Regions from separate parts of the Homo sapiens genome. Here region 2 is linked to region 1. Evidence: chromatin contacts called from ENCODE Hi-C data. All regions are on one chromosome and are shown on one strand. Each heading gives the region's core, a stretch centred on a gene start or an enhancer-like site at or near the end of the contact. The rest is flanking DNA. Distances are from core to core; before and after follow the strand shown.

Region 1 (6,388 bases), core at 1,882-4,381:
CCCGGAGGCGGAGGCTGCAGTGAGCTGAGATTGCGCCACTGCACTCCAGCCTGGGTGACAGAGTGAAGCTCCATCTCAAAAAAAAAAAGAAAAGAAAAGTCAACTCAGCACAAAATAATTTCAGAGGTACTTCACCTGATATTACAGATAAAAATTTTTATACGAATTATATTTATGTGAATTAATTGTGTTAAATGACCCAAAGCATGGTCATCATTTAAAGAAAACCTCCGGAGACTCATTTATTTTTAAAAATTAACTGCTTCCTCATTTATCTGCGTTGTAAATTAATTCTTCATTCAACAAGTGATTATTGAGCATCAACCATGTGCCAGGCACTGAGTCCGTAATACTTATCAAGGCAGCATACTCCCATTGTCCAGGAGCTAGAGTATACATGGAGAGACGCACAAGCAAGTGACTAAGCAAGTTCATTTAACAAGCACAACGTGTGCTGAGTGTTACCAAGGAAATAAACGTGACATGTGGTGGAGAAGAGCTGGAGACCTATTTCACACTGGATAATCAGGGAAGGCTTCTCCAAGGAAGTGGCATCCAAACTAAGATCTGACAGTCAAGAAGGAGCTCATCCATCACATAGAAAGAGAGCAAGGATGGCCGGGCGCGGTGGCTCACGCCTGTAATCCCAGCACTTTGGGAGGCCGAGGCGGGCGGATCACGAAGTCAGGAGATCGAGACCATCCTGGCTAACACGGTGAAACCCGTCTCTACTAAAAATACAAAAAATTAGCCAGGCGCAGTGGTGGGCGCCTGTAGTCCCAGCTACTCGGGAGGCTGAGGCAGGAGAATGGCGTGAACCCGGGAGGCGGAGCTTGCAGTGAGCCGAGATCCTGCCACTGCACTCCAGCCTGGGCGACAGAGAGAGACTCCGTCTCAAAAAAAAAAAGAAAGAGAGCAAGGATATAATGTGTTTTGTGGGACAAATGATGGTAGAGGAAATAGAGCTTAAAGTCCTGAAGAGTGAAGAAGGCTGGAGGATTGTTAGGAAAGGAGGGAGGAGCCATAGATGAGATCAGGTAGGCTGGGCTGTGATAGGGGATAGGAGTTTAATCCAATCTGTGTTTCGGAACAATCTCTCATGCTGCCCTTTGGAGAACTGACTGAAGACACGCGGCATGGAAGCCAGACCACATGTTAGGAGGCTACTATATAACACAAAGATGATAGTAACTAGACTCAGTGGTTGTAGTGGAAACAGAGACAGGGCAGTGGACTTGAGGATAGAAACAACAGGGCTTGCTGATAGATTAGATGCGATGGATTAGGCTTGATGGAGAAGTTTACATTAAAGATGTCTCCCAGATACATGTACAATCAAGATCTTTATAAAAACTCCTCTCTATTTAATATAAGGATGTGTTCTTCCCGTATACTCATTCTTACAGTTTGCTAGTTCACTGCATGTGAAAATGTACTCTGGTTTCATAAGAATGTATTTAGACTCTCAAATACAGGCCTTCAATATCATTCATAACTAAATTTCTATTTAAAAATGTATTGAGCCAAACATGGAAATCTGCAATTCTCTCTTTTCTTCATAATATGGTTAAAGCGAGCTCATTTCTTTTTTATTCCTCTTCAACATCTTTAATGGCTTCCGTAGATGTTGTCCTTGCTATTTTTGTTGTTGCTGCTGCTATTGTTGCTGTTATTGTTTTATAAAGATGACTATAATCCTTACTAGTTAACCCAGAAATGATTAAAATAATCCATATAAATAGGCTACTGCTTGGAGTGGGGCTCTCAAGTATTCTACTTAAGTCTAAGCCAAATTATTTGGCTTCCATCTCTTGAAAAATGTTAGATGACTTCATCTGATTTCCAGTCCCAACTGAGTAATGCTTGGACTTTGGGTATCTAAAATGTTCGAGCCACAAAACAAAGCTCATATAAACCTACCAATTTCTACTGAGTTGTTGGTTCAATCTTTTTCCTCTACTTTGGTTTTTACCAGTTCATGCTAATGGTCTAGATATTATGGTCATATAAGCTCTAGGTTTTTGCTCAGTATCTTCCAAGGAATTCACCTGAGCACTGGGAGCATGCAGAATAGCCAACAACAGAGTACTGTGGCGTAGCTTCACAGATAACTCACAAAGAGGCAGAAATATGTCAATAACTTTCAACAATGACCCCAGACAACACCGCAAACAGAGGCAGACTGCTAGGAAAGAAGTCACTATGAGGGTGTCCCTTACATTTTCTATCAAAGGCCCAGTTCTTATTTGGTACTGTGTTGACCCACATGGAAAAGGAGTGATTTTATTCAAATCTTCTCCAGTTGCTCTCTCATCTGTTGATTTTTTACCGCACTTTTATATCTCATACTCAAAGTAAGACGAACTCTTTGAGTTGTAGGCTCATTGTGATTTTTGTCTGCATAAATCTAGGTCAGCCTCACGAAATTATGAATATTTCAGATGGGAAAAAACAGATACCTAAGCAAGAGACTCATGTCTGGTTCCAATTTGAAATTATTTCTTCTCGTCGCTTTTCAGGTTTAAAGCTCTAAAATTTTTAGTCTAAGTATTTTCAGGAATATTTGTTATAATTAGAACTAAGGTGGGGATTCCTGTCAAGACCCGGCCTCCTGGATCTTGTTTAATGTTGAGGAACCTCACTCTCCCTCCAGCCCTTGCTACCCACAATCCCTCCAAGCACAAAATCCTAAATAAGAGAGGCCAAGCCTTGAGTTTCCAAAACTAACGATGAAGCCCAATTGGCAGTGTAGTCTAGTAGCAGAAATGTGGGTGAGCTTTGTTATATAGATCTGGGTTCCAATCCTCTGTCCACCAGTATATCTCAGGGAGATTGAGCAAGCTATTTAGCTTTTCAGAACCTCATTTCAGTTCTTTGTAGAATGGATATTACAACTCCTCTCTCATAGATTTATTATGAGGAATCAAATAAATGATGTCCTGTAAGTTCCTGGCACATGATAGGCTGCCAATGAATCTTATCATAGCAGGAGTCCCAGCTGCGTTGTTTGCTACTGGTATATTTTGCCAAGCCTGGCTGCCTGGTGGGGTGGGTCTGCCAGGAGACTGTCTGTTTCAGAAACTGAAGAGCCTCCTGGGAAAGAACTCATACAGAATGAGACTGTCAGACAAGCTTGGCCCAAGAAGAAAAAGCCTTAGTTATCTGGGGGAAAGTCTGGCTTTGACTCTGTGGTATCACCCCATCCCCCAAGCCAGCCTCTTTCAGATGTACTCATATCAGAGTCCTAAGGAGAAAGAAGACTCTGAACAAAAACAAAGAGAGCTGTTTTCTCTGAAAACATCTGGCTCACCCTCTTGTATTTCTTCCACTTCTCTTTCCATACACTCTTGATCACTGAGGACGATTCTGGCTGGCCCAATTGCCAGGAGATTCTTTATTCTCTTGGATTGGTGGGTCTGGTTTACTAAGCCCAAATCAGAGTTGCAGAACTTGGATTCTGTGGTTGGGTTACTTGAATGAAGCAAGCACCTGGCTTCCCCCCCTCCTTCCTGAGCCTGCCTTCTTTGGATGAATTTGCATTACACGGACCTCTAGAAGGACTTAGCTTTTCTAAACAAAATACAAAAGTCCAGGTTCTGATTAGCAACCTCACAGGGCAGCCACCTGTTACACTGACAAGCACATTCGCTGGTAGGCCACTGTGTCAAATCACTTTCCCACTTCTTCCCAAACAAGGAGGCAGATGCTCAGTAGAATCAGGGCAGTGTCAGGAACTAACCTTGAAAATTGGCCTGGACATGAACTGGATTGACACCACAAAGATGCTTAAGTTTTACAGGCTAAAAGTAGCCAAATTTGATCCATCCAAAAGTAGGCCTTACTCTTTTGACACTGAGGCCACCCTTGTCTCCCCTATCCTCCTTCCATGCCCTGTACCATCTCTTTCAGTAGATAAAAATACCTGAGGTCAGGAGTTCGAGACCACCCTGCTCAACACGGTGAAACCCCATCTCTACTAAAAATACAAAAAATTAGTTTGGCGTGGTGGTGGGCACCTGCACTCCCAGCTACTCAGGAGGCTGAGGCAGGAGAATCACTTGAACCCGAGAGGCAGAGCTTGCAGTGAGCCAAGATCGTGCCGCTGCACTCCAGCCTGGATGACAACAGTGAAACTCCGTCTCAAAAACAAAACAAAATAAAACAAAAACAAACAAACAAAAAACAAAACAACAACAAAAACACTTGTGCATTTCATCCCCACCTTTCACAGAGTAGAAGCATTTTCCCAAACCAAATCATGCTTTAAACTTTATCATAGGCTTCCTATTACTCAACAGAACCCACTCTTGTTATATATATACGGTGATAAGAAAGTTGCCCTGGTTGAACAAAACTAAATGGCCTTTAAAAACTATTTTCCAATTTCAGAGTACGTAAGACGAGGCCCACCCTTGACATTCTCAGTGGGCCTCAGATAGGGCACAGATCTGCATTTTTACAAGTACCCAAGGGGATACTGATGCAGATAATTCTCAGAGTTCACTTTTAGAAAATCTGAATTAGAAAAGGTCACTTAAGTTTTTAAATTATATCTGTTGATTTGGCACAATAATTTGACAGCAAAGTTGAAAGCAAAAGGAAAAAAAAATGCAACCTAGACCACCTTTCAATAAACATGAACTGAATCAAAGGAATATTCTCTGGTCTGCAGTTTTCTCCTGAAACTTCCAGATCACTTACATTCTGCAGTGATGTGCTTGTATCTCAGGATGCAAATTACCTATCTCCTGAACTCTCCTCAGAGACTTTTCCACTCAGAACAACGCCACAGTCCAGTCACCTGGTCACCTTCCTGTCCTAGGGTCATTAGAAGGGTCCATAATACACAGGCATAAATCTCTGCTTCTCAGACAACCTCTATACCAATTCAGATGGAGGGCTTTTCAGACAGCCTATGATGTTTATGTTCTATCTATTTCTCACACCCAAGGAGGCCCAAGCTTAATTTATCTGTCTGGACTATGATTCTACTTCTGAGGCTAACCTTGAGTTTTTAAAGCTCTGACACATAATGACAACAGAGGTTTTGATGGCAGCAAGCGGTGACAGGTAAGAAAAGCATGTCCATTAAAGTGTGATTAGAAAGTTCATGAGCTATTGAAACCTTTATTCCTGTCTAAAACTCCCAAAGGTCTCCTTGCTTCTAGAACATATTATTTTCTGCCTTCCAGGGACAAATCCATTTGACACATTTTTGTAACCTACAAATCAATGGACAAACCAAGCACATTAGTAGGGCTTTAAAGCCTTCAGAATTTAGACCAACTTGGGCAGGAGTCACGATGGATGTTTAGGAATATGGGAGGAGGGAGGCTACAAAGAGTTGGAAGATAGCCTAATTATTTAGACAGAACAAGGTCTAGAGTAACTGACCCAATTACAGTAACAAGCTCTGCAGGTTTTCTGGGTGGATAAGATCCAAAGGGACAAGACCCATTATTTGAGTGTTCACCTGTTTGAAAGGCACAGGGGTGAGAGACCCAGGCAGCAGCAGTCATCCTGGGGTATGTATACGCATTAGGACCCCAGTAAGTATTTGAGACTGATGACATGTTGTAGAACACAGTTGGGTTCTGGCTTGATTTAAGGCAGTAAATACAGATTCAGAAATGCAAACTTGCACAGATAGACAACAGTGGCCAGCCAGCCAGACATGATGTGGAGGAAGGGATGGTAGGAAGTGCTGTGATTCATGGGTTGCACAGTCATTCAGCACTTATTGCAGGTGGTAGACAGAATAGAGGTTGTGCAGCAGGCACCAAGGATGATCAGTGTTATAGCTAAGTCACAGCTAGGTCAGTAGACCTCAAATATGGATGTCACTCTATTCTCAGCCCATGACCCGGCCTGGGGGCAGTTGCAGGCGAGATGGCTATAATAAAATACTTCTTTGTTCTGGCAGAGTTAACTCAGGAACTAGTGTGGCACGAGTAGAACTTATAGTAGCTCTGTGCCATTTGTGCAAGTACTCAGCAAGACAACTGAGCCACACTTCTTGACACCTAGATTCTGTTAAAATAATGCAGGCTACATGATAAAATACACTATCTGTACCAGTTGTGGGCACCACACCCAGGTTTGTCACCATCTATACTTCACATCATCATCCCAGTCAAAGAAAATTCTTCTAAGGAACCAAGAGTGCCCAGTCTGATATGCAGGATTGTAACAGCCGTGCATTACACTCAACTGGCAGTGATGCCCTCCAACTTAACCTGCCGAGAGTACCTTCTCCTTTCTTCTTTTCCACCACTCTTACCTTCATTAGTTTGACAATACCATCAAAAGAGGTATATGTAAGCCCAGCATAACTGGCCAACATTTTGGAGGTAAAAATAAAAGTGTTTATCAATGCCAACCTAGTGGC
Region 2 (6,388 bases), core at 2,324-4,823, 38 kb before region 1:
GCAATGGTGCGATCTCAGCTCACCGCAACCTCCGCCTCCCAGGTTCAAGTGATTCTCCTGCCTCAGCCTCCCGAGCAGCTGGGATTACAGGCATGTGCCACCACACCCAGCTAATTTTGTATTTTTAGTAGAGACGGGGTATCTCTATGTTGGTCAGGCTGGTCTCGAACTCCTGACCTCAGGTGATCCGCCTGCTTCGGCCTCCCAAAGTGCTGGGATTACAGGCGTGAGCCACCGCACCCAGCCTAAAATTTTCATTCTTAATGGAACGTCATCATTCTGGGCACACATAGGTCTGACAGTTTCATGTTACAAACCAACAAATATCCTGTCTTTGACACAAGCCAAGTGCAGCTGGTTCTTGCAAAACAAAACAACAACAACAAAAAAGTAATGAATTAAAACCAACATAAAATTAGTCTATCTCTCTCTCACTCTCTCTGTCACACACACACACACACACACACACACACACACACACACACACACACTAACCATCCTGCTGCATCTTCTACTTCCCCTGACTCCCCACAGCCAATCCCTCCATCATCCCCAGATCAGTGAGGCTTCCCCAAGTACACAAGTGCTGACCAGTGTCCCTCCTACACATCCACACACACTAAGGTTTGCAGATAAAATGCAGGATGCCCAGTTAAATTTGAATTTCAGATAAACAACAAGTAAATTTTTAATATATCTAGATATTGCATGGGACACGCTCATACTAAAATCATTCTTTGTCTATTCAAAATTTAAATTTAACTGAACATCCTGTATTTTTATTTGCTAAATCTGGCCTCATCTCCATCCCTTCCCGGAAGTATGGGCTGTGACCAAATTGTCACCACTTTCATTCCTCTGGGCCCCGGTACCATTTCCACCCTGGCACATCCCAGTTCCCAGGATGATGCATCTTCTCTGGAACCCACTCCAAATCCCTGCCCTACCAAGCCCTGCCTTTGGAACAGCACCCACTGGAATTCCCACTACCATGTTCTACAGGGCTGTTGCTACTCCTAGCTTTTCCTTGTCAGGCAGCCAGAGCCCTTGGTCACCGGTCTCCTCTCCACTGGTGACCTCTATGTCACTGAACCCCTCTCTACCTGCCCCTCCCTGTGGTGGCCCTGATTCACTACAAATAAATTTCTATACCTCCCTGATAAATCCCCAACAAGACAGCCCACTTATATTCACATTAGCCAAGATAAGGATTGGTTGCATTCATAAGCCAAAATGAACACCAGAAGGCCAAACAATGCAGTCAAGAACTTAGTCTTACTTATTTCCTAAGAAGACACATAACTAAATGGAAAAATATCTAATAAGCTAATCAATGAATTAATAGTTGCACAAAACATAATTTATCTCAGTGCCTGCAATTCAACCACATAAGCATTCATAATGTCAAAGCTTTTTTTATTTCCTCCAAATTTATCAAGGTCTTATTTAATTGCTATAAACACCTAAAGACATGAGCAAATTAACACATAAAATTGCAGATTTTAGCTGATACATATTCATGAATGTATGTTGTTATGATCAGGCAAATAATGACCCAAGACATTGATAAATTCGGTAGAAGAAAAAGAAAAACACAGCACACTGTTAGAATTCTCTGCAGATCACAGAATGGAATCTTTGATTAGACCAGCTCTAAGAGACCATTCATAATAATTATTGTATTTCCGTAATTCTTCCAGGAGAGAGATCAGCAAATGTTTAATCAGTAAGCTTTGTAAAAATACTATCCCCAAAACACTGGAAAGCTAGATCAGTGCTAAAGAATCCTGGCTTCTTGGAAGGCTAATCCAGGCCCTGTTTCTCAGAATCCATCTCACATTTCTTCCTGGCATTCTTGCTTCTCTATCTACTGCCACTCAGAAAGGACTGACAGTTTTCCAAGCATTTGTGGGAATCTCAAGTTACAGCTATTTTGCGGTCTTCAAAATGAATGTATTTTATTTAGATGGAAATATACATCATGGGTTGGCTCACCCAGAGTGGCTGCAGTGTAGTTATTTTTTAATCCCTGGCCTGCTAACCCTTCTCGTTAGAGCCCATCCATACATAGCTCCTATTCATTAAATTCTTTTGCTCTCACCCAAGCAGGCAGTACCCCTGTGAGCTGGAAACTACATTTAGTCAAAACATGCTGGACTAGTCCCGACAAAAGTATTTGAGTAAATGCCTAAGGCAGACAGTGAAACTGAGAGGTAAAGGCATGGGCTGTGACAGGCCCTGCAAACAGCTTTGGAGAAAAGGGCATCATTATGCAGCACACACAGAGGAACACTTATTCATTTCAGCTGAGCCCAAAGCAAACCTCAGAATCCTTCTCAACACAATATTTTAGTCAGTCATTTCTCGTCAAACTGAAGCATGAAGCACTTCAAAGTTATTCGCCTCCCCTGTTCAGACTGAGGTCAAAAAGGAAGTTGAGCCCCAGAATAGAAAAATAACAACCCCACGAAACAAATATGTTTTAAGTATTTACTATGTTTCAGAAACTATTGCTTATATACGTTAACTCAATTGTTCTTCACAATAAACCTATGACCTAGGAGGTGAATACATTTGTGCAACTAATACTGTCCCAGTTTGTAACTACTTGCTCAAAGTCATATAGAATGAGGTTGAAGGTCAGTATTGAAATATAGGCCTATTTCCTCAACATCATGTACTCTTAGCCATTGTGCTGACAACGGGACTACCATTAAATCGGGAGAAATTGACTGCTGCTTATATTTATGATTTCAAGGGATAATAAAAAAAAATCCTCTCTGCTCACATCTTCAAGCTCTCCTCCTGACACATATTTGTTTGCTTTAACCAGAAGAAAACAACTGGTTGAATAGAGAGCATGAAATGAGTCTCACGCTCAGTCACTGCATAGTGCTCTGGCTTTGGGTAAATAGCTTAGCCTCTCTGGGGAAGACTGTTATAAGGATATTTGCCCCACAAGATTGTGTGAGTATTAAATGAAATATGTAAAGAAACACATTTTGAAAATGGAATGAGGTGTACAAGCATTAATTACTATTATTAAAATCCAGAATTAAATAAAAGCATAAGAATTCTCCCAGAAGTATTTGCATTTAGAGAATGGTATTTACACTGAGATTCTGAGTGGAGTTGGGAGGAGAGTGGGAGATGAACACCTAGGGGTCAGTGGGAAGTGGTGTGAATGAGTCTGACAAGGCTGGAGATGGAGAGAGGAGGTGCGGGCTCCTACTTTCCATTTGTAACCAGAAATAGTGATGTGGCTAGAAGCATCATCCGCAGATACACAGGCTAGATTTGTGCACTATCTTTGTCAGAAAATTCCCAGGCTATCAGACACTTTCTAATTAGCTCTTGTAAAATACAGATGGGATAATTAGAGAGTAGTTATTATCTGAGGAGATGAAGACACAAGCAAAGGATCCTTTAGGAAGTGCTGGGAGTCCGGGAGGGAGCCGGGGCTGAGAACAAGTGTACATACTCCAGTCCTTGGGGCTTGGTCAGTGTAGACCAAGGGAGGGAAACTGTGAGTTTCCCACATCCACATGACTCATTGCCCACTAACCTCAAAGGCAGCCTATGGACTCTTATCTCCCTTTTGAGATAAAGTCAGTCCAATTCTTCTTGTAGGTCAGTCAAGCCCTCTGGGGTGAGAGGAGTTGGCCGCTGTAGTCCAGTGGCATTCCATCTCTCCCTGTAGGCACCTCTCACATTCCATGGGGTGCTTGGGTTATTTGGGCACTAACCTAGTACAAGATGTGATCATGCAACCCCTTCGAGGGCTTTTTATATTTGTCTGAATCACTCACAGAGGCTCGTCTGGTAGATGCTTCATAAGGTGACTTCAGTTGAACCAGATAGGATTGAATTGAACTGAATTTGAATCAGTTCAACTGGTTACCTTTTCTAATCCTGAATCAGGTAAGATCAGAGGAATTCTGTTTTGCTCCGGCCACTGCCTCATACCAGCCCTCTCTTCACATGCCTGATCGGTGAATGGAACACTTAGTCTGTCCAGTTTCAAGGTGCCATCTTTGATGCCACTTTTTCTTTTCCTTCTTTACCTCCCATCCACCCATTGCCAAATCCTGTTCATTTTTATCCCATGCTCACCTTGAGAAACCATTTGCTTCTCTCCATCTTTGCCACCACTGTCCTTGGCCAAGCCATCACCATCTGTCAATTGATCACTAGTGTAGCCTATTCTGTAATCTCCCTATATCTATTCTTGCCCCAACCCCTACTGCAGTCTCTACTCTAAAGCTAAAGTGATTTTATTTTTTTAAATAGAAAAAGAAAACAAATCACAACACCAGTATTATCATATTGCTCCCCTGGTAAAACCCCTAAGAGTTTCAGCACCATCATGATAAAGATAAAAGTCCTTGAAGTTGCTTATGAGCACAGCCTGGACCCTCTCTCCTGAACTGCTCACGCTGCTTTCATCACTGGATCACCATTCTCCAGGTTTCACTCAGCCATTCTGGCCTTTGGGCCATTCCCCAAACGCTCTGTGCTTCCTCATATTGCGCACATTGTCCCCTCAGCCTGAAATCTCTCCATCTGAGCCCCCACATTTCCCTACTTAATTGACCTCAGTAAAGATGGTTTTTGTTCATGCGATATCAGGTCTTACAGCTATCCTCTCTCCTAGAATATTCTTTTCTTTCTTCATCATGCATGTGACAATTTGTAGGATATACATGTGTGATTATTTTTACTGTCATTTTTTTCCCATGAAGCAACAAGCCCTCTGAAAACAGGGACCATGTCTGCTTTTTCACTGTTCTGCTTGCAGGGATCTAAAATGGGCCTGACATAGGATGCAGAACAATAGCCATTTGTTATTGAATGATAAGGGAATGGAATCCACTAGCTCTTCAAACTACAGAATGGTCACCCAGAAAGCAGGGGCATGATGGGTAGGTAAAACCCATCCAGCTCTCTCTCCACCTCCCCTCCCATATGTAGCTGACTCATATTGCCTCAGAAACTTTGGGTTTACAATGTGCAGTGATATTTCAAAGGTGGGTGACAACGCTACAGGCCATAGAGGTACTCAGAATGGCCACTGACAAGTTTTTATGGTTGTGTGGAGCATTTCAGAATAGTTCATGTTTTATAGAGCAATGTTGAGAACAATTCGTGTCACCCAGTCATTAGAATCCAGATCCTAAGGGTATGTCAGAGGCCAGTCTTTACCCATTGCATCTCCTGGCTTCCACAGGAGGCCAGAAAGGAGGTTACCTAGTTCTGTTTAAATGCCTCCTCTGATAAAGAAGGAGCTCATGATATCTGTGCCACTGTGGAACAGCTGCACTTGTTAGAAAGTTCTGACTTATGTTGCACTGATGTCTGCCTTACGGTAACCACACACATCAGCTATGGTCTGAATGTTTGTGAACCTCCAAAATTTATACCTTGAAATCCTAACTCTGAAGGTACTGATATGAGGTTGTAAGGCTTTGGGAAGGTAATTAGGTTATGAGGGCAGAACTCTAATGAATGGGCTTAGTGCCCTTATAAAAGAGACCCCAGGGAGCTGCCTTGTCCCTTCCACCATGTAAGGACACACCTAGAAGGCACCATCTATCAAACAAAAAGCAGGCCCTTACCAAATACCAAATCTGCTGGTGCCTTGATCTTGGACTTCCCAGTCCCTAGAAATATGAGAAATAAATTTCTGTTGTTTATAAGCCACTCGGTTCATGGTATTTTGTTATAGCTGCCCAAACAGACTACAACACACATATCCTCATGTTCTCGAACCCACATACCAAATATCCCAAAATGCTCTTCCACAAGACAACGCTTCAGTTATTTGAAGACCACTGGCAAGCCACATCTGAAGTCTTCTTATCTATATTTTATGCTTTTTCCAGCCTTGATTTTTTATTTATGGACCACATCTTGCTATTTTATTGCATGCATTCTTATAAGCTACCTTAAATCCTGTGTGGAATAAGGCCATATATAAATAAATTGTTGTTTCTTTTTTTTAGGCAACAACTCAAGCTCACCACTCGACATTCTTCTCACTAAGCTTACTTGATTACCTCAGTTGTATTCTCTGATCATGCTGACACTAGAATAGCATTACCTCTGAACTCGCTCTTCATCTGAGACGGTTACTGCCAAGTCTGCAGCAGGGTATCTGGGTACAGTATCTTAGGATGACTGGGTAGAGTTTGAGAAAATGACAGCAGGCCCATCACTATATTTAACAGTTTCATTTTGCAAAATAGTTATGAGTGACCTTCTCAGGCTCAGAAAACCCCTAAAAATACCCACCCCTGAGACTTGAGTTGATAGCCTGGCCTCCACATGAACTAGAACATTAAGGCCACAGAAATAAAGCTCCCTCACACCCCTCCACAAAATCCACTTT

Evidence for each region. A loop is a pair of places that touch in the nucleus more often than their neighbours do. Pooled maps may share reads with other maps.
Region 2: a map of posterior vena cava shows a loop between it and region 1 (8-fold over the local background). The contact joins two enhancer-like sites. A Hi-C loop is called at or near these places in 3 of 168 maps with a recorded cell type or tissue (IMR-90, endothelial cell of umbilical vein and posterior vena cava) and 3 of 50 pooled maps.

Annotation. Positions count from the first base shown.
Region 1 is chr3:177,703,382-177,709,769 of GRCh38, reverse strand. The region is part of intron 3 of LINC00578 (long intergenic non-protein coding RNA 578); the gene reads right to left. Among named protein-coding and RNA genes, the nearest start is that of LINC02015, 110 kb to the left of the region's middle. Within about 2 kb of position 3,131, at least 7 of the 41 ENCODE cell types and tissues checked have a DNase peak (open chromatin) inside an H3K27ac peak, as active enhancers do.
Region 2 is chr3:177,742,301-177,748,688 of GRCh38, reverse strand. The region is part of intron 3 of LINC00578 (long intergenic non-protein coding RNA 578); the gene reads right to left. Among named protein-coding and RNA genes, the nearest start is that of LINC02015, 71 kb to the left of the region's middle. Within about 2 kb of position 3,573, at least 3 of the 41 ENCODE cell types and tissues checked have a DNase peak (open chromatin) inside an H3K27ac peak, as active enhancers do.